Linked DNA regions of Homo sapiens: region 1 is linked to region 2. A link is a loop called in an ENCODE intact Hi-C map of the cell type or tissue named here. Cell type or tissue: K562. All regions are shown on one strand. Links, peaks and the distances in the headings refer to the core of each region. The heading gives the core; the rest is flanking DNA.

Region 1 (10,189 bases), core at 1,209-9,208, 98 kb after region 2:
GCCACCACACACGGCTATTTTTTTTTTTTTTTTTTTGTATTTTTAGTAGAGACGGAGTTTCACCTTGTTAGCCAGGATGGTCTCGATCTCCTGACCTCGTGATCCGCCCGCCTCAGCCTCCCAAAGTGCTGGGATTACAGGCGTGAGCCACGCGCCCGGCCAGTACCGTGTATTCTTGATCCTGCACACTGTGTTGAATACAGTGATTCACAGGTGGGGGACTTTTGGCATTATCTACGGACATCTATGGTTGTCACAGCTGGGAGTGCGGGTGCTGCTGGCATTTAGTGAGTAAAGGCCAGAGATGCTGCCCACATCCTATACCGTGCACAGGTCGGGGCCTACAAGGACGGATCATCCAGCCCCAAACGTCAGTAGCGCTGACGTTGGGAAATCCCGATTACCGATACACGTAACAGCCAATATGAAACCCTCACAGCGTAGGGTTAGAGCACAGGCTCTGAGGCCGGGCAGCCCGAGTTCAAGTTCTCGCCCTGCCTCCTACTCACTGTCCGATTTGGGGCAAGTTGTACAACCTCATCATCCTCATCTGTAGATGGGGACAATGCCATTGCTTCCCTTACAGCACACCGTGAGGATGAAAGGAGGCGCTAGGCCTTGGCATGTGGCCTGGCACAGAGTCCACACTCTCAACCCATGTGGGCCGTGGGTTTGGTTCAGCGTCCACTAATACCAGGTGTCCAGGACACACAGTGATTCCCTTCAGTTTCAGGTCAGCCCAGTGAGTGCCATGGTGCAGTGAGGAAACTGAGGGACAAAGAGAGGAAGCCTCCTGCCCAATGTCACACAGAACATGGGGTTCTCAAACAGAGTCTGAAAGGCAGGCAGGCAAGAGGAAAGGAAGGAAGGGAGGAGAGAAGGGAGGGAGGGAGGGAAAGAAGGGAGGGAGAGAGGGAGGGAGGGAAGGAAGGAAGAAATGAAGGGAGGGAGGGAGGGACAGACAGAGGGAGGGAGGGAGGGAGGAGCAAGACAGGAAAAAGGAGACAAAGCACTGAGACACAGGGAGAGGGGCAGAGATAGGAGACAGGGGATAGAGACCCAGAGAGAGGGGGACAGAGAACCAGAGAGAGGGGGACAGAGACTCAGAGAGAGAGGGATAGAGACCCAGAGAGAGAGAGGGGGACAGAGAACCAGAGAGAGGGGGACAGAGACTCAGAGAGAGAGGGATAGAGACCCAGAGAGAGAGGGGGGGACAGAGACCCAGACAGAGAGGGACAGAGACCCAGAGGGTTGGGGGGACAGAGACCCAGAGAAAGGGGATAGAGACTCAGAGAGGAAGGGGACAAACACCCAGAGAGATAGGGACAGAGACCCAGAGAAAGAGGGACAGAGAGAGAGAGAGAGGAAAAAAAAGAGACCCAGAGAGACTGTGAGGGCAGAGACCCAGAGAGAGGTGGTACAGAGACCCAGAGAGAGTTGGTACAGAGACCCAAAGAGAGGGGGACAGAGACTCAGAGAGAGAGAGAGGAACAGAGACCCAGAAGGGGGAGGGGACAGAGACCCAGAGACAGGGGAGTACAGAGACCCAGAGAGAGAGAGAGAGAGAGAGAGAGACAGAGACCCAGGGAGGAGACAGAGACCTAGAGAGAGAGAGAAAGAGGCAGAAAGGGAGGCATAAGAGAAAAAGGAGCGAGTGATAGAGTTTGAGGAACAAGAGGGACAGTTAGGATTGGCTGGGGGCAGACAGCCTGTGGTCACCTCACACCCCAGTTTCCTGTCCAGAGAGCAGGCAGTGGAGACAGGCAGTGTACAGAGAACCCCTGGGCCTCGGGAGGGTGTGGGGACTCTGGCCTGAGGGGCAGCCTCCAGGCCCAGTGTGTGAGCAGAGCCCATGTCACCCCTCAGTGCTGGTGATGGAATGAGAGGAACTGTGGGTGTGACCGTGCCCCACCCGTGGGTGTGAGAGTCACTGAACTAGGTGAGAAGTGCCCCACGGGGCAGGTCACGGGCCCCGCCTCTGCCTTGGGGTGCCTGCCATTCAATCCCAGGCCATGCAAATAACAAAGCATGTTATTTTAAAGTTTTTGTGTGTGTGAAATATAACACACATCCAGAAAAGAATGCAGAACACAATGTGCAAGCAACTGACGTATCTATCGACTGATGAATGAATGCACGCAATGTGGCCCATCCATACAATGGAATATTATTCAGCCTTAAAAAAGGAGGCTGTAGGCCAGGCGTGGTGACTCACGCCTGTAATCCCAACACTTTGGGAGGCCGAGGCAGGCGTATCATCAGATCAAGAGATCGAGACCATGCTGGCCAACATGGTAAAACCTCGTCTCTACTAAAAATACAAAAATTAGCCAGGTGTGGTGGCACATGCCTGTAGTCCCAGCTACTCAGGAGGCTGAGGCAGGAGAATCACTTGAACCTGGGAGGCAGAGGTTGCAGTGAGGCCCCTCAGAAGGTGGCCCAGTTGGAGCCCCCTTGTCCCTGCAGAGAAAACCTCTCTCCTCACTTTCCCATCATCACTGTCCTTACAGGGACCGCAGGTCAGATGAGCGTGCAGCTGTGGCTCCATCCCGTGCCTTTGCCTGTTCTGAACTTTCCATCAACGGAATTGCAGATTGGCCGGGCACGGTGGCTCACGCCTGTAATCCCAGCACTTTGGGAGGCCGAGGCAAGCAGATCACGAGGTCAGGAGATCGAGACCATCCTGGCTAACACAGTGAAACTCCGTCTCTACTAAAAATGCAAAAAATTAGCCGGGCGTGGTGGCGGGCGCCTGTAGTCCCAGCTACTGGGGAGGCTGAGGCGGAAGAATCGCTTGAACCCGGGAGGCGGATCACTTGCAGTGAGCGGAGATCGCACCACTACACTCCAGCCTGGGGGACAGCGCGAGACTCTGTCAAAAAATAAAAATAAAAAAGGAATTGCAGATCACGTCGTCCTTTGTTTCTGCTTTTGCTCAACATCATGTTTGAACGATGGCCCAGAGAGGTTTGCGGGCAGCTAGATCATCATCCCACTGCCGTGCGGGATTCCATCCGAGGAACACGCCACAGTGGGTTTATCTAGCGAGTCTTCCCGTTGACGGATATTTGGGCCGTCTCCACCTTGAGTTCCTTACAAAGGACGCTGCCAAGGGGATTCGTGTCTGCGTGCCCCTGGCGGGTGTGTGCACCCATTTCCCGTGTGTGCATGTGGAGGAAGGGATGCGCACGTGGCCAGCCTGCATAGAGCCTGACGGTTTTCCAACGTGGCTGTCCCTGTCTGCCCTCCCACAGCTGTGCATGAGAACAGGTCACCGTTTTTGTAGCCACACAATGTGTACTAGGGAGGGGGCTGGACATGGGAAGTGGATGATGAGAAAACGCCCCTCACCCCACCCCGCTACGCTGGAACCACCTCCTCTAATTCCCCGCCTCCGCTAGGCTTGAAGCCAAATCCCTGTAACCATTTCCCAGACATTCTTTTCCGCCTGCTGCACACCATCGCCACATCAGGCCATTAGTGTCACTCAGCAGGGCTTTGCAGCCTGGGGACCTCTGGCTGCCTGCCTGGCCCCACATCTGTCTCTGTCTCTACCTGCGTGACCTCACACGAGTAGACTGTCCCTGCTCTGCCTCCGCATCCACATCAGCCAAATTTCGTGTGGACGAAATGAGATAAGGCATGCCTTCATTCTGGCAATACACACATGGGTATGTACATTACTTCATGAGATTCACAAAGCCCCCCAAACCCTCTGGAAATATGAGAGCAGCAGGCACAGCTTTGAACAGTCACAAACTCAGATGAGCATAAAACATATAGTCCTTTTCAGCTGGGCGTGGTGGCTCACGACTGTAATCCCAGCACTTTGGGAGGCAAGGTGGCAGATCACTTGAAGCCAGGAGTTTGAGAACAGCCTGGCCAACATGGTGAAACCCCGCCTCTACTAAAAATACAAGAATTGGCCTGGCGCAGTGGCTCACGCCTGTAATCCCAGCACTTTGGGAGGCCGGGGTGGGTGGATCACGAGGTCAGGAGTTCAAGAACAGCCTGGCCAACACAGTTAAACCCCATCTCCACTAAAAATACAAAAATTAGCTGTGTGTGGTGGCGCGCGCTTGTAGTCCCAGCTACTCAGGACGCTGAGGCAAGAGAATCGCTTGAACCCGGGAGGCAGAGGTTGCAGTGAGCTGAGACCATGTCGTTGCACTGCAGCCTGGGTGACAGAGTGAGACTCGGTCTCAAAAAAAAAAAAAATACAAAAGTTAGCCGGTGTGGTTGTGCACACCTGTAGTGCCAGCTACTCGGGAGGCTGAAGCAGGAGAATCGCTTGAACCCAGGAGGCAGAGATTACAGTGAGTCGAGATCGTGCCACTGCACTCCAGCCTGGGCGACAGAGAAAAACTCTGTCTCAAAATAAACAAACGAACAAACATATCATCCTTTTCTTTTCCTTTTTATTTCTTGAAACAGGGTCTTGCTCTCTGCCCCAGGCTGGAGTGCAGTCGCGAGATCATGGCTCGCTTCAGCCTCGATTTCCCAGGTTTAGGCGATCCTCCCACTTAAGTCTCCCAAGTAGCTAGGACTACAGGCGCATGCCACCATACCCGGGTATTTTTTTTCTATTCTGTGTGGGAGCCTGAGGCAGGACGATCACTTGAGCCCAGGAGGTTGAGGCTGCAATGAGCCGAGATCGTGCCACTGCACTCCAGCTTGAGCGACAGAGGGAGAACCTTGACTCCAGAAAAAAAAAAAAAAAAAAAAATTATGTCAATGGTATTGAGTTGTAGGTTTCACTGTGGGTTTTTTGTTTGTTTGCTTGCTTTGTTTTGCTCTTTGCTGTTTTCACTTGGATCCATTCATGGCATGGTGTGGACAGGCTCATCTGTTCTTCTAGCTGCTTGCAGGGTCCTGTACCACAGGCGACCCACCTCCCCAGTGAGGACACCCAGCTTGCCTTTGCCTCCCAGTGCCGTCAACAACACAGTGATGGACGTCTGTGCGCCTGGAGAGCGAGTGTGGGAACTTCCTCAGCCACTTTTGCTGGGGTGTGAAATCTGATGATAGTTCATCTAACTTATGTTTTACCAAATTAGCATGGCTGAACCCGATAAACAAAACCGGTTCTGCATCCCAAGCCTTCCTGCCTCACACCCAGGCCTGAGGGTTTGGGGCTTGAAGCTGAGGAATGAGTGGCCTTCCCATCCCATTCTGGCCACCCCTTCTTCAGTCAAACAACAGCCCCTTGACTCCCTGCCTGAAAGGCAGATGGTAATAGGGGATGAGGAAAAGGACGCACACGTTAATATCTCAGGTTGATTTCTCAAATTATGGCCAGCACGGCATTAGGTAGACAACTGGGTGATCCTAAGAAAGGTAGGCGTGGGTGGCAAGGCCTGACTCTCAGTCCGGGAGCAGAGAGAATTTCACTTGGGTGTGAGCACCTCCTTGTGGCCTGATCTCACACTTTGTAATCCCAGCACTTTTTGAGGCCGAGGGGGGTTGCGGATCACTTGAGGTCGGGAGTTTGAGACCAGCCTGGCCAACATGGCAAAACCCCATCTCTACTAAAAATTCAGAAATTAGCCGGGCGTGGTGGCACACGCCTGTAGTCCCAGCTACTCAGGAGGCTGAAGCAGGAGAATCGCTTGAACCTGGGAAGTGGAGGTTGCAGTGAGCTGAGATCGTGCCACTGCACTCCAGCCTGGGTGACAAGAGCAAGACCCCATCTCAAAAATTAAAAAATAAAAAAGGGAACCCAAAGAGTCCTCTCACCCTCTTTTTGCCATGTGAGGATACAAGAAGAGAGCTCCACCAGAACCTGACCTTGCTGGTGCTCTGCTCTTGGATTTCCAGCCTCCAGAGCTGGAAGAAATAAATTCTGTTGTTTATAAGCCACCCAGTCTATGGAGTTTTGTTGTAGAACCTAAACTATTAATAAGACAACTGCCCTCTCCTACTCTGCCTCTCTCTCCTCCTCTCTCCCTCAACGTAGTAATATTTAGTCTTAATTAATTTAATCTCTCTGAATTAATATTTAACTATATATTAATATATCATATTATTTTGACATTTGCTATATCTCTGTGTATACTATTATAATGTCTTTTAGTTGAATTTCTATGATTTAATTGATATTAAATTCATCTACATATATAGAGAGATACAGCGAATGCAAAATGTGAAGTCATATCTGAGTGTTTATTGGGTCATCCTTGCAACTGTTCTCCAGATTTTAAAACTTTCAAGATGAAAATTGCAGGGAAAAACAAAGTGCCCTTCCCTCAGTATACCCTCCCTTGTGGATTCATTGATTTGCTAAATATCTGTTGAACAACTAGTACACGCTAGGCGCTGGACAACAGCAGGGAACCAGACCCTACCTCCTGGCCTCAGGGAACTCTCTTAACTGTATCACACTGTGTATTTGCTTCCCAGCAGGTAATGCAGTTTGTCAGTATTTCAGTTACTCATCTGTGTACCAGGTTTTACGTTTCTCTTCCTGCCACTCCCTCCCATCCCTGCTAGCCTGAACTCTATGAGCAGAGATTGTGTTCGTCTTATGTCAGTCTATCTCTGGAGCCTGGCACATAGTAGGTGCTCAATAAATATTTGTTGAGTTAATTAATTTAAGTACTGCAAGCACAAGAACCTCTTGTTTTTCTCAGCTCTAGCTCTGGGGGCCTTGAACAGCACCTGGCACATAGTAGGTGTTCAATAAATAAATATGTGTTGCATGTAAGGTTGAACGCAGTGGCCTGTAATCCCAGCACTTTGGGAGGCTGAGGCGGGTGAATTACTTGAGGTCAGGAGTTCCAGACCAGCCTGAACAACAGGGTGAAAACCCGTTTCTACTAAAAATACACAAATCAGCTGGGTGTGGTGGTGCGTGCCTGTAATCCCAGCTACACAGGAGGCTGAGGTAGGAGAATCTCTTGAACCTGGGAGGCAAAGATTGCAGTGAGCTGAGATCGCACCACTGAGCTCCAGCCTGTGACACAGAGTGAGACTCCATCTCTCTCTCTCTCTCTCTCTCTCTCTCTCTCTCTCTCTCTCTCTCTCTCTATATATATATATATATATATATATATATATATATATATATAAATTATCTGGGTGTGGTGGCATGGTAACCCCAGCTACTCGGTTGGCTGAGGCACAAAAATAGGTTGAACCTGGGAGGTAGAGCTTGCCGTGACCCGGGATCGCCTCACTGCACTCCAGCCTGGGTGACAGAGCAAGACTCTGTCTCAAAAAAAAAAAAAAAAAAAAAAAAAAAAAACAATATGTGGGCCGGGCGTGGTGACTCACACCTATAATCCCAGCACTTTGGGAGGCCGAGGCGGGCAGATCACCTGAGGTCAGGAGTTTGAGACCAGCCTGGCCAACATGATGAAACCCCGTCTCTACTAAAAATAAAAAATTAGCCGGACGTGGTGGCGCACGCCTGTAGTCCCAGCTACTTGGGAGGCTGAGGCAGGAGAATCACTTGAACCCGGGAGGCGGAGGTTGCAGTTAACCGAGATCACACCACTGCACGCCAGCCTGGGTGACAGAGTTGAGACTCCATCTCGGGAAAAAATAAATAAATAAATAAAATAAAACAATATGTGTTGAATGAATAAATTTAAGAGGAATTAGTAAGTTCCAAGAGGGGTTGAGCAGAGGCTTTCTGTTTTTCTTGACTTTCTCTCTAGGTTCTAGAACCATGCCTGGCACATAGCAGGTGCTCAGCGAACACGTGCCTGTAACACCGTGATGCTCCCTGGGCCTCCTGACCGCGCCCTCGCCTGGGAGGCGGGGCGGGCCGGGTTCTCTCTGTGACGTCACAAAGGCCCCGCCATGCCTCTGGCTTTGACCCTTCTGCTGCTCTCGGGCTTGGGCGCCCCCGGAGGCTGGGGCTGCCTGCAGTGCGACCCCTTGGTGCTGGAGGCCCTGGGTCACCTGCGCTCCGCCCTCATCCCCAGTCGCTTCCAGTTGGAGCAGCTGCAGGCGCGCGCCGGGGCCGTGCTGATGGGCATGGAGGGGCCTTTCTTCCGGGACTACGCGCTGAACGTGTTTGTGGGGAAAGTGGGTGCGTGTTGGGAGAAATTGGGCAGCGGGGCTGGGCGAGGGATGCCGGAGACCACGCCCCCAAGAGGGGTCGGGGCCAGGCCTGGAGGGGGTGAGGTCACTTGGCTCTCTGGGGGGCTCACTGGAGTGTCCTCTCCCTTCTCCCCCCAGAGACAAATCAACTGGACCTTGTGGCGTCCTTTGTCAAGAACCAAACGCAGCACTTAATGGGTAACTCTCTGAAAGGTAGGAGAGACGAGGGAACGCCTTCTCCAGCACCCCTCTTCTTTCCGCCGGTCTGCCCCACCTCCCTTGAATATAAAAATAAGAGCAAACACGCATGCAATGTAGCCTTTTTTTTTTCTTTTTTAAGAGACAGAGCCTCACTGTCGCTCCGGCTGGAGTGCAGTAGCGCCATCACAGCTCACTGCAGCCTCGACCTCCAGGGCTCCAGCGATCCTGCCGCCTCAGCCTCCCAAGTAGCTGGGACCACAGGCATGTGCCACCACACCTGGCTAATTTTCTACTTTTTAATTTTTTGTAGAGACTGGGTCTCATTATATTGCCCAGGCTGGTCTCAAACTTCTGGCCTCAATAAATCCTTGTGTCTCAGCCTCCCAAAGTGCTGGGATTACAGGTGTGAGCCACTGCACCTGGTCATAAACCAAGATACTCTTTTATTTATTTATTTATTTTTATTTTTTGAGACGGTCTCGCCCTGTCACCCAGGCTCGAGTGCAGTGCCACAATCTCTGCTCACTGGAGCTTCCGCCTGCCGGGTTCAAGCGATTTTCCTGCCTCAGCCTCCCGAGTAGCTGGGATTACAGGCACCCACCACCATGCCCGGCTAATTTTTGTATTTTTAGTAGAGACGAGGTTTCACCATGTTGGCCAGGCTGTTCTCAAACTTCTGACCTCAAGTGATCTGCCCGCCTAGGCCTCCCAAAGTGCTGGGATTATAGGCGTAAGCCACCATGCCTGGCCAAACCAAGATACTCTTAACAGGCAGGATATTCCAAGGAAATAGAGGTTACCTTCTGTGAGCCAGGCAAGAGCCAAATTTTTTTGGGGGGGAGCGGGGGATGTGCAGGATTGGGACAACCCAGGCCTGCTCAGTTAATCCTTTATTGCCCGATAAAATATGTCAAATGGAGGGAGATGCTAAGGAGGAAAAAAATAAAGCAGGGACCACGGAATAGCAAGTGCTGTGAGTAGGGGTGGGGATTGCAGCTTAAAGTAGGGCATCCAAAAAAGATGTCCCTTAAAAAGGAGCATGTGAGAAAAGACCTGAAGGGGAGAGGGAAGCAGCCATGAGGGGGTCTAGGGGTAGAAGGGTGCAGGCAGAAAGAACAGCTGGTGGAATCCCTGAGATGGGACTATGTTTGGCATAGTCACAGAACATCCAAGAAGGCCAGAGTGGAGTGAGACGGCGACATTGTCTCTATGGAAGATGAGATCTTAGAGTTAAGGGGAGGGAATGGGTATTTTGAATATTGAACAAACAGGATTTGTTGCCAGTCATGCTGACGAATTGCACAGGGATATAAAAAAAAGAAAGGCGTCAGCCGGGCACAGTGGCTCACGCCTGTAATCCCAGCACTTTGGGAGGCTGAGGACGGTGGGTCACCTGAGGTTGGGAGTTCAAGACCAGCCTGACCAACATGGAGAAACCCTGTCTCTACTAAAAATACAAAATTAGCCAGCTATGGTGGCACTCCTGTAATCCCAGCTACTCAGGAGGCTGAGGCAGGAGAATTGCTTGAACCCAGGAGGCGGAGGTTGCGGTGAGCTGAGATTGCGCCATTGCACTCCAGCCTGGGCAACAAGAGCAAAACTACGTCTCAAAAAAAAAAAAAAAGAAAAAGGAAAAGAAAAAGGCGTCAAAGCACCAAGGATTTTGAATTGAGCAATTAGAATCATGACACATCTATTTACTAAGATGGAGTAGACTGGGAGGTTGGGAGTAGGTCTGGAGGAGAATAACGAGGGTTCAGTTTTGGACTTAGTGGGTTTGAGATGCCTCTTAGACATCCAATTGGATATCTTGACCAGATAGTTGGGTATATAAATCCCACCTTCAGTGAGCCCTCTGGGCTAGTAATATAAACGTGGGGGGCATCTGTGTATAGAACAGCACCATCCAATAGAAATAGAATGTCAGCCACAAATAGGAGTC
Region 2 (10,189 bases), core at 1,092-9,091:
CCCGGGAGACGGAGGTTGCAGTGAGCTGAGATGGTGCCACTGCACTCCAGCCTGGGCGACAGAGCAAGACTCTGACTCAAAAAAACAAAAAACAAAAAAACATTACTGAGCTTTTGAAATGTGGCTGATGTGGACTGATGAACTAAATTTTCTGTCTTATTTAATTTTATTTATTTTAAATTTAAAACCAGACACCCAATCACTGAAAAGCTTTTAAGCATGTTTGGAACAACTTGGCCATGTGAATCTAGTTTTTATAAACTGCAGAAATTATGAAATAGAAATACAGATCAAGTATTTCCAATGAAAATTTAGCATCTGAATTGAGATGTGCTGTAGTGTAAAATACACACTAGATTTTGAAGGGGAACCATGAGGGCAGCCTGCCCGTGAATGCAGCCAGGAGACGGAGAGAGGGGGAGTACTGAGAACATTGCCTGAATGCCTGGATCCAGCCATGCCTGAAGCTAAGGACATCACTTGGGCACCTGGATCCAGCCATGCCTGAAGCTGAGGATATCACTTGGATGCCTGGATCCAGCCATGCCTGAAGCTGAGGACATCACTTAGGCGCCTGGATCCAGCCATGCCTGAAGCTGAGGATATCACTTGGATTCCTGCATCCAGCCATGCCTGAAGCTGAGGAAATCACTCAGACACCTGGATCCAGCCAGGCCTGAAGCTGAACATATCACTTGGATGCCTGGATCCATCCATAGGTGAAGCTCACACATTTTAAGGTCTCCCGCGATCTGAATCAAAAATGTATTCTTTTTGCAAATTCACTTAGAACTGAGTTTTCTACAAATTCATGGCCCAAAGACACACGGTTTGTAGAAGCAAAGGTGGATGGTGTAGACAGAGGGGTCTGGAGGGTGGCCTGGTGGGCATGCAAGGGGCCAGACCTGTATGTGCTGCTGCAGCCTCTTCTTCTCGGTTTGCATTTGACGGCTGCACTCCTCCTCCTCGCCCACGCGAGCCTCCAGCTCTGACACCACCAGCTCCAGCTCCTGCTTGCGGGCTGCCAGCCTCCCCCGCGTCTCCTCGGCCTCTGCACACAGTTCTGCCTCTGCTCGCAATTGCTCTGCCAGGCGGGCGCGCTCCTCTTCCAGCTGGGGAGTGTGTGGGAGGTTAGTGGTCAGCAGGCAGTGCTCCCAGGGCAACCTGCACTGGGTGCCTACTGCCTTGTAACTTGCTTTGGCCTTTAAGTTCTCCAGGGCAGGACTGAGGGGCAGGAGGACACGGTGTCCCCACCTCCTCCCCCTCAGGTCCCCATCTCAGGATGAGCCCACATCCCCCTAATCACTAAGTCAGAATCCTGGGGATGCCCTCCCTCACCTCTCACAGCCATCAGTCTGCACCCCTGCTCTCTCTGGCCCCTCCTCTCTGTCCCTACAGCCCCAACAGGCTCAGGTCTTTCCTTCTCTCACCTGTCTCTCTCCAGCCTCCTCCCCAGCCTCCCAGACTCTAGCCTTTCCCCTTCCAGTCCATCCTTCAAATAACCCCCGAGGGGTCTTTCTACTACCTCACATTTCATTTAATACATTTCATACCTAAAATGTAACCACAGGAAATAATGCAGAAAAGGCAAACAGAAAAATGCTCAAGAAGGGGTTTGTTCTAGCATTATTATTATTATTATTATTATTTTTGAGACAGAGTCTCACTCTGCCGACCAGGCTGGAGTGCGGTGGCGCCATCTCGGCTCACTGCAACCTCCACCTCCCAGAGTAGCTGGGATTACAGGCGTGCGCCATCACACCCGGCTAATTTTTGCATTTTTAGTAGAGACGGGGTTTCACCATGTTGGCCAGAGTGGTCTTGAACTCCTGACCTCAGGTGATCTGCCCGCGTCAGCCTCCCAAATGTTCTAGCATTATTTTAAGATAGCTGAAATACTGGAAACAGTTATAAGTTCGCCACCTGCATACCATAGCCCGGCCACAGCTGAGGCCCCTGCCCCCAGATCCTACAGCCCAGCTCCATTCTGGCTCTGCAGGACTCTCCCACCCCACCCCTACCCGGCCCATACCCTGGCTACACCCCCAGGGCCCTGCTCCCTGTACGTCACGACTCAACCAAACTAAACAGCCCCAATCCCCGCCCGGCCTCAGTACACCTTAGCTTTGCTCCCATCCTCCCGACAGCCCTGCCTGGGCACAGGCTGGCTCAGCCGGAAGCCCCGCCCCTCACACCTGGCTCCACCCATGCGACACAGCCCCACCCCGAAGACACGCCCCCACGCCCTGCCCCCGCCCCCTCACCTGTGCCACTCGGCCCTGGAGCTCCCCAACTTCGCGGGCGCTCTGCTGCTGTAGCTCCTGCACTTTCTGCAGCTCCTGGGCCCGTGCCTGCAGCACCTCATCCTGCCGCGTCACCTGCAGCAGTGGCTTCACCTAGGTGGAGGTGAAAGGGGTGGAATGGCTGACTTCAGGCGCCAAGACCTCACACTCTTAGTGGGGTTTGAGTTTCTGGGTTCAAATCCCTTCTCCTCCACCTATTAGCTGTGTGTCCCCGCCTTGGCAACAGTCCCTGGTCACAGGCCTAGAACACTGACAGGTACAGGCAAGCACCACTAAATACACTATTGATCTATCTAATCTCTCTGGCTAAAGGATCCTTCCACATCCAAGAGACACTGTGTACTGTGGCTGCTGCTATTCTGTGGAACAGTCCTTCCTTCCTTCCTTTTTTCCTCCCTTCCTTCCTTCCTTTCGACAGAGTCTTGCTCTCTCGCCCAGGCTGGAGTGCAGTGGTGGGATCTCGGCTCACTGCAACCTCTGCCTCCCAGGTTCAAGCGATTCTCCTGCCTCAGCCTCCCGAGTAGCTGGGATTACAGGCGTATGCCACCACGTCCGGCTAATTTTTGTGCTTTCAGTAGAGAGGGTTTCGCTATGTTGGCCAGGCTGGTCTCCAACTCCCGGCCTCAAGTAATCCACCCACCTCAGCCTCCCAAAGTGTTGGGATATAGGCATGAGCCACCATGCCTGGCCAAAGGCCAGTGTTTCTTAAGCCTGTTAGTCCAAGGTCCTTAGTGAGAGATGAGCTTTACATGGCATGATTCAGGCTGCAGTGACAGAGGTACACACAGAACTGAAACAAAAATTTCACAAAACCTCGTCGCCCTTGCTAAGTGAGATCTGCTCTGATAATTTCTGTTCAATCATATTCTACTCCGTTCTACACAAGTCTACTTGATTCTTTTCCTCTCCACCCAATTCTGTATCCCTTCTATTCTCTCCTTTTCTGCCCCGACTCCTTGCATCTTTCGCAGGTATCATTCACATTTCTCAAATGATGCCAATCAAATCCTACTTGACCCCAACCCCCAACACCTAAGGTAGGCAAACTTTTTCTTCAAGGGCCAGGCAGGAAATATTTGAGATTTTACAGGCCACCCTGGCTGTTTTTTATTTATTATTAATTTTTATTTTTATTTATTTATTTATTTTGAGACAGAGTCTCACTCTGTCACCCAGGCTGGAGTGCAGTGGTGCGATCTTGGCTCACTGCAACCTTCACCTTCCAAGTTCAAGCGATTCACCTGCCTCAGCCTCCTGAGTAGCTGGGATTACAGGTGCCTGACACCACATCCAGCTAATTTTTGTATTTTTAGTAGTGACAGGGTTCCATCATATTGGCCAGGCTGGGCTCAAACCCCTGACCTGAAGTGATCCACCTGCCTCAGCCTCCCAAACTGCTGGGATTACAGGCATACGCCTCCGTGCCTGGCCAGTTTTTAATTTTGATTTATTTTTTCAAGACAGGGTCTCACTCTTGTCACCCAAGCTGTAGTGCAGTGATGCGATCATGGCTTACTGTAGCCTCATACTCCTGGGCTTAAGCAATCCTTCGTCCCAAGTAGCTGGGACTACAGGTGTGCACCACTACACCCAGTTTTTGTTTTTGTTTTTTTTTTTTTTGTAGAGATGAGGGTCTCACTTTGTTGCCCAGGCTGGTCTTGAACTCTTGGGCTCAAGTGATGCTCCTGCCTTGGCCTCCCGAAGTGCTGGGATTACAGGTGTGAGCCCCTAACCTCAGCTTCTGGCTGTTTACCTACTCCACTCAGCTGCTGTAGCTCAGATGCAGCTGCAGACACCATGCTAACGAAAGGGCTTTTGCAAAAACAGCCATCTGGCCCACAGGCCGCAGTGCAGCAACTCTTGTCCCAGACTGTGAGCTCCATGGTGGCAGGACCTTGTCTCTTTTTAATCACCATTTACCCCAGCCTCTATAAAAGTTCTGGGCACATAGTAGGTGCTCAGTTAACACTGACCAAGGGAATGCAGGCTGATCTCTCAGACATCGTATTCAGAATTACATTACTGCCCCCAAAACCTCCATCCTTCTCATTCCTTTCCAATTTCCCCCTGGGGGAACACCTAGTCCCTGAGCTCCATGGTGCATGGCGACCTGGCTTGGCACCCTCTGCTTTGGGTAGGCATGTGATGCCAGCCTGGCTCATCTGATCCCTACTAACTGGCTCTGGGATGGTCACATGACTCCAGCTGGGCCAATGAGCATGAAACCTGGGAATCTGGCTGGAGCTCTATGATAAGAGAGACCAGGCTGGCCAAGGTTGTTAGGGGCAAGACTCCATCTGCTGGTGGCCCCTGTGTGGAAAGCCTCTGTTGGTGATCATCACGGAGGAAAGCCAAGCGGGAGACGCAGAACACTGCATACTGACGTCACTGTTTGGACCCTTGTGCAGTAAAGGGTTAACTCAGCAGACCTGGGTTGTCCAAACCCCACACATTCCTAAGAAAAGTCTGGCCCTTGATGGGCTCCTGGGAGGTTACCTCTAAGTCCTTAGAATGTCCCATCTGATAAGAGTGTCTTGGTTTACCTGGGGCCTTGGGCCACCCTGGATAGTCTATGCTAACGATGGGATCTGTGGTGGGGGCCCTGGGCCACATGGCATCAGTTTGACTCTGGAGGGGCTGGAGACTGAGTAACTGAGGTCACCATGTGTGTGACCTTGTCCATGCCTGTGTGACCAGCCCCAGGAAAAACGCTGGACATCAAGGCTCAGGTGAGCTTCCCTGGTTGGCAATACTCCGTGCATATTATCATACTTCATTGCTGGGAACAGCTAAGTGTTGTCCACAGAACTTCACTGGGAGAGAGCAGCTGTAGGCTCATGCTTGGTCTCTCCGAGACACTTATGTACTTTTTTTTTTTTTTTAACCTTTGCTCTTTTTTTTTTTTTTTTTTTTTGAGACAGAGTTTTGCTGTATTGCCCAGGCTACATGTAGTGACACTATCTTGGCTCACTGCAACCTCCACCTCCTAGGTTTGAGTGATTCTCCTGCCTCAGCCTCCCAAGTAGCTGGGACTACAGGCACCTGCCACCATGCCCAGCTAATTTTTGTATCTTTAGTAGAGACAGGATTTCCCCATATTGGCCAGGCTGGTCTCGAACTCCTGATCTCAAGTGATCCGCCCGCCTCGGCCTCTCACACTGCTGGGATTACAGGTGTGAGCCACAGCACCCAGCACCTTTGCTGTTTTCAATCTGTATCTTTGTATTGTGATAAACTGTAGCTGTGAGTACAGCAGCTTTTCTAAGTTCTGTGAGTCCTTCCAGCAAATCCTTGAACAGAAGTCTTGGGGACCCCTGGATCCAGGTGCAGCCCACATTGTCTTGAATCTTTGATCCATGTTGGTTCGAGTCAGATTTTTCTTGTTGCTTGCTAACTAAAGAATCCCAGCTAGCAAAGCCTGGGCCGACTGGCCCCATTTTAGTGATGCAGAAAACTGAGGCCCACATGGAGGAAGTCACTTGTCAAGCAGACCAAGCCCCAAGGCCCTATCCTCTCCCTACTGGGGCCACCTCCCCAGGCTGCCCTCACCTTGGTAAACAGCCGCCACCACTGCCAGTGTCTCAGCTTGAGGTAGGCCGCGCAGTTCCGCTGCATCACCCTCAGGGCGCTCTGCTGCTGCTGGCGCTTCTGGAAGGCCCTGGGTGGGGAAATGGGTGAGGGGCAGAGTGGGAGCCTCCAGGCGCCATCCCCTTAGCAAGAGAGCCAAGCTCCTTTCTTATTTATTTTCTTTGTTTGTTTGTTTGTTTTTCTGAGACAGAGTCTTGCTCTGTTGCCTAGGCTGGAGTGCAATGGCATGATCTGGGCTCACTGCAACCTCCACCTCCCAGGTTCAAGCAATTCTCCTGCCTCACCTCCCAAGTAGCTAGGATTACAGGTGCGTGCCACAACACTCGGCTAATTTTTGTATTTTTAGTAGAGATGGGGTTTTGCCATGTTGGCCGGGCTGCTCTCCAACTCCCCACCTCAAGTGATCTACTCACCTCGGCCTCCCAAAGTGCTGAGATTACAGGGGTGGGCCACCATGCCTGACCAAGCCAAGCTCCTTTCACTTAGTCAGCCATCATAAAATGCCTACTGTGTGCAGGCACTCTTATTACTTTGAGATCTCACTGTGTTCTGGCCGTTCGTCCCCCTGCTCCCGACTCTCTCTGCCCAGTCCCAAAGCCCCAGCCGCAGTTCAGGCCCCACCCTCCCTTGCCTGGATCCTCTGCCTGGCCTCCTTCTCCAGCCTCTCCTATCAGCCCATCCCAACACGCCTCCAGAGAGTCTTTCTACACCCAGAGCTGACCCACCCCTCCCCTGCTCACAGCCCTCCATGGCTCCCTAGCTCCTCTGGACAAGGCCCCACTCAGCCTGGTGTTTGGGCCATCCTTTCCTGCCACTCTATTCTTTCAGCTTTTTTTTTTTTTTTGATACAGAGTCTCACTCTGCCACCCAGGCTGGAGTGCAGTGACATGATCTTGGCTCACTGCAGTCTCTGCTTCCCGAGTTCAAGCCATTCTCCTGCCTTGGCCTCCTGAGTAGCTGGGATTACGGCTAATTTTTGTATTTTTAGTAGAGATGGGGTTTCACCATGTTGGCCAGGCTTGTCTCGAACTCCTGACCTCAAGTGATCCGCCCGCCTTGGCCTCCCAATGTGCTGGGATTACAGGTGTGAGCCACCGTGCCCGGCCTCTCTGAGCCACTTCTAAGGAGGAAGGAGACTCTCCCGCAAACTCCCTGTATTCCTGAAGCGTGCCAGGATCTTGCATCGTTGGGTCTTTGCACAAGCTTGCTCCTGCCCTGATCACCTTTCCCATTTTCCTTCATCCACCTGCTTGTCCGGTGTGGCCTGGGGGAGTCATGGCCTGCAGCAGGGCCTCCTTGCTGCACCTCTATGGCCCCCATCAAAGCAGGTCTCACCCGGGACTGGGACTCTATGCCCATGGAAGTCTCACCTCCAGACTGGAGCCCCTCGAGGGACTGGCCAGGGAGAGCGGACAGCTTGACCTGGGTTGCCCCGGGCTTTCTCTGTTTTAGCACTGGAAGTCCTGCACCCTGGGAAACCCAGACCCAGGCCCACTAGGACAGCTGGTCACCCTGCGGCTAAGTCCAGCCTCTGTGTTGCCAGTCTTACTCTGAACAGGGCCTGCCCTGCCCACAGGGCCCCTCAGGGACTGCAGAACCAAGAAGCCTGGACACCCGGCACCTCCATCCACCTGCTCCTCAGCCCTGCACCCATCCTGGAGGCCCTGACACCTAGAGCCATCTGGTCAACCCCTCCCTGACCCAGTCTCGGCCAACAGGACCCCGGGAGACAGCGTGGCTGCCCACCTGCGAGCCAGGTATCCCCGGGCAGCTGCCTGGAAGGAGACGATGATGTCGGTGACCTTCAGGTCTCGCTCCTCTTCCAGCTGGGCCAGGACCCCAGCCCGGAAGAAGATCTTGCTCTGTCCCACGCGGTAGAGGTTGGGGTCCAGTTCCAGCGCCTGGATCTGTGAGGGGTGGGAGAGGGGTGATGACGGAGAGGGGGTGATGGGGGAGTGGGGGTGGTGAGGAGGGGGAGTAATGGGGGAGGGGGTGGCGAGGAGGGGGAGTGATAGGGAAGGGGTGGTGATTGGGGAGAGGGGGTAATGGGGGAGGGGGTGATGGGGGAGGGAGGTGATGGGGGAGAAGTGATGGGGAGGGGGTGATGAGGAGAGTGATAGGGGAGGGGGTGATGTGAAGAGTGATAGGGGAGGGGAGTTATAGGAAGGGGGTGATGGGGCAGGGGATGATGGGGGGGTGGTGAGGAGGGGCAGTGATTGGGAGGGGGTGGTGATTGGGGAGAGGGGGTGATGGGGGAGGGGGTGATGTGGAGGAGGGTGATAGGGGAGAAGAGTTATAGGGAGGGGGCGATGGGGGAGTGGTGATGGGGAGGGGGTGATGGGGTGACGGGGAGGGGGGTGATAGGGGATGATGAGGAAGCGGGGGTGGGGGCGGTGATAGGGAGAGGTAATGAGGAAGGTCAATGAAGGGGAGATCCCAGCCCCACTCCCCGACCACCTGGGCCCCTGCACACAAACGCATGCACACACACACATGCACACACACGCATGCACACATATGCATGCACACACACACGCACACACGTGCATGCACACACACTTGCACACACACGCATGCACACATATGCATGCACACACACATGCACGCACACTCATGCACGCACACACACACACGCACACACGCATTCCAGGCTCTGCCCCACTCACCATCTTTTCACAGGCCTGCTTCCCATCCATGAAGCCCTTGGGGATGGCATTGGGTGTCAGGATCTCGTATCTGCAATGAGCAGGGAGGGGTGGGGAGGAGAGAGTTACAGCAAACGCTCACCTAGTGCCTGCTGCGGGCCAGGCACTGGGCTCAGAGTGACACACAGCAGGAACAACAGTGACAATAACAAGGACAGTCACAAAACTCACATCTGAGCATTCACGCCACCACCAAGGACAGCAACATCGACAATGATCGACTGTTTCAGTTTTTTGTTTTGTTTGTTTTTTGAGACAGAGTCTCGCTCTGTCGCCCAGGCTGGAGTGCAGTGGTCAGATCTTGCCTCACTGCGACCTCCGCCTCCCAGGTTCAAGCGATTCTCTTGCCTCAGCCTACCAGGTAGCTGGGATTCAGGCATGTGCCACCATGCCCAGCTAATTTTTGTATTTTTAGTAGAGATGGGGTTTCTCCATGATGGCCAGGCTGTCTTGAACTCCTGACCTGAAGTGATCCACCCGCCTCGGCCTCCCAAAGTGCTGGGGTTACAGGCATGAGCCACAGTGCCCAGCCAGTATTGGCCAGTATTTTGGATGTATTGGCTTTAGTAAAATATCTTGTTAAAATTAATTTCATTTTTTTCACTTGTAAAAGTGTAGCTATTAGAAAATGTTCAATTGTGTACAAGGCTTCCCATTCTACTTCTAAGGGACGGTGCTGCTCTACACAGCTTGTGTGAAGCATCATTTTTGTTACATTTGCTGTATTACTTGCTCATTAGGCCTTGGTATTTTCTATTCTGTCCTATTCTACTTCTTTATTTACTTATTTATTTTTTTGAGACAGAGTTTTGCTCTTGTTGCCCAGGCTGGAGTGCAATGGCGCAATCTCGGCTCACTGCAACCTCCCCCTTCCCGGTTCAAGTGATTCTCCTGCCTCAGCCTCCCGAGTAGCTGGGATTACAGGCATGTGCTACCACACCCGGCTAATTTTGTATTTTTAGTAGAGATGGGGTTTCTCCACGTTGGTCAGGCTGGTCTCGAACTTCCGACCTCAGGTGATCTGTCTGCCTCGGCCTCCCAAAGTGCTGGGATTACAGGCGTGAGCCACCGCGCCCCGCCTTCTACTTCATTTTTAAAGACATGCAGATTTGTAACACCATGCAGTGATTTCACGTTCATAGTTTGGGGCCTACTGCCCTAAACAGCAGCAGCAATGTACCCCAGATCCCCATAGACTCTGTGTGCTTTCTCTCAGGAGTGCATCAAGTGGGCTATTGTTCTCCCATACACAGACGAGTAAACTGAGGCTCAGCAAAGTGAGTAATCTGCCTCAACTTCCCCAGCGCAGAAGGAACAAGAGTGGGTGGAGACCTGAATGCAGGTGTGTCGGCTTCCAGACCCGGGTCCCACCCAGCCCCTCCGCCGGGCCTGGGCCCTCGCTCTAGCTCACCGCTGCCGGAACTCCTGGAAGAGGATGCGGTTGGGGAAGCCCTGGCGACAGATGCGGATGCCCTCCAGGACCCCGTTGCAGCGAAGCTGGTCCAGCACCAGCCGTGGCTCCAGCTTCCCGGCCTGGGGAGAGCGGACGGACACGCGGGGGTCAGCGGCGGCCACACGGGGGCGCCAAACGGT

Evidence for each region. A loop is a pair of places that touch in the nucleus more often than their neighbours do. Peaks named below come from ENCODE experiments on the same cell type or tissue, not always from the same donor. Only the 100,000 strongest peaks of a DNase experiment are listed, where the experiment ranks them.
Region 1: it touches region 2 in a loop (4-fold over the local background); 9 of 110 quality-filtered maps call a loop at or near these places.

The regions. Positions count from the first base shown.
Region 1 is chr19:50,160,809-50,170,997 of GRCh38, reverse strand. It overlaps IZUMO2 (IZUMO family member 2), which reads left to right and starts at 7,717. Exons shown (of 7, transcript NM_152358.3): 1 at 7,717-8,035; 2 at 8,185-8,259. The coding sequence starts at 7,804. LOC124904746 (a long non-coding RNA gene) reads left to right here. Exons shown (of 3, transcript XR_007067298.1): 3 at 2,511-2,910. In K562, for the core only: a CTCF peak has its summit at 5,409 (motif pointing left); DNase peaks (open chromatin) are centred at 5,367 and 7,757; H3K27me3 peaks cover 2,661 bases.
Region 2 is chr19:50,259,084-50,269,272 of GRCh38, reverse strand. MYH14 (myosin heavy chain 14) reads right to left here. Exons shown (of 43, transcript NM_001145809.2): 19 at 10,008-10,129; 20 at 8,558-8,627; 21 at 7,638-7,798; 22 at 5,853-5,961; 23 at 2,265-2,396; 24 at 906-1,112. Among named protein-coding and RNA genes, the nearest start is that of MYH14, 61 kb to the right of the region's middle. In K562, for the core only: a CTCF peak has its summit at 4,606 (motif pointing left); DNase peaks (open chromatin) are centred at 2,222 and 4,552.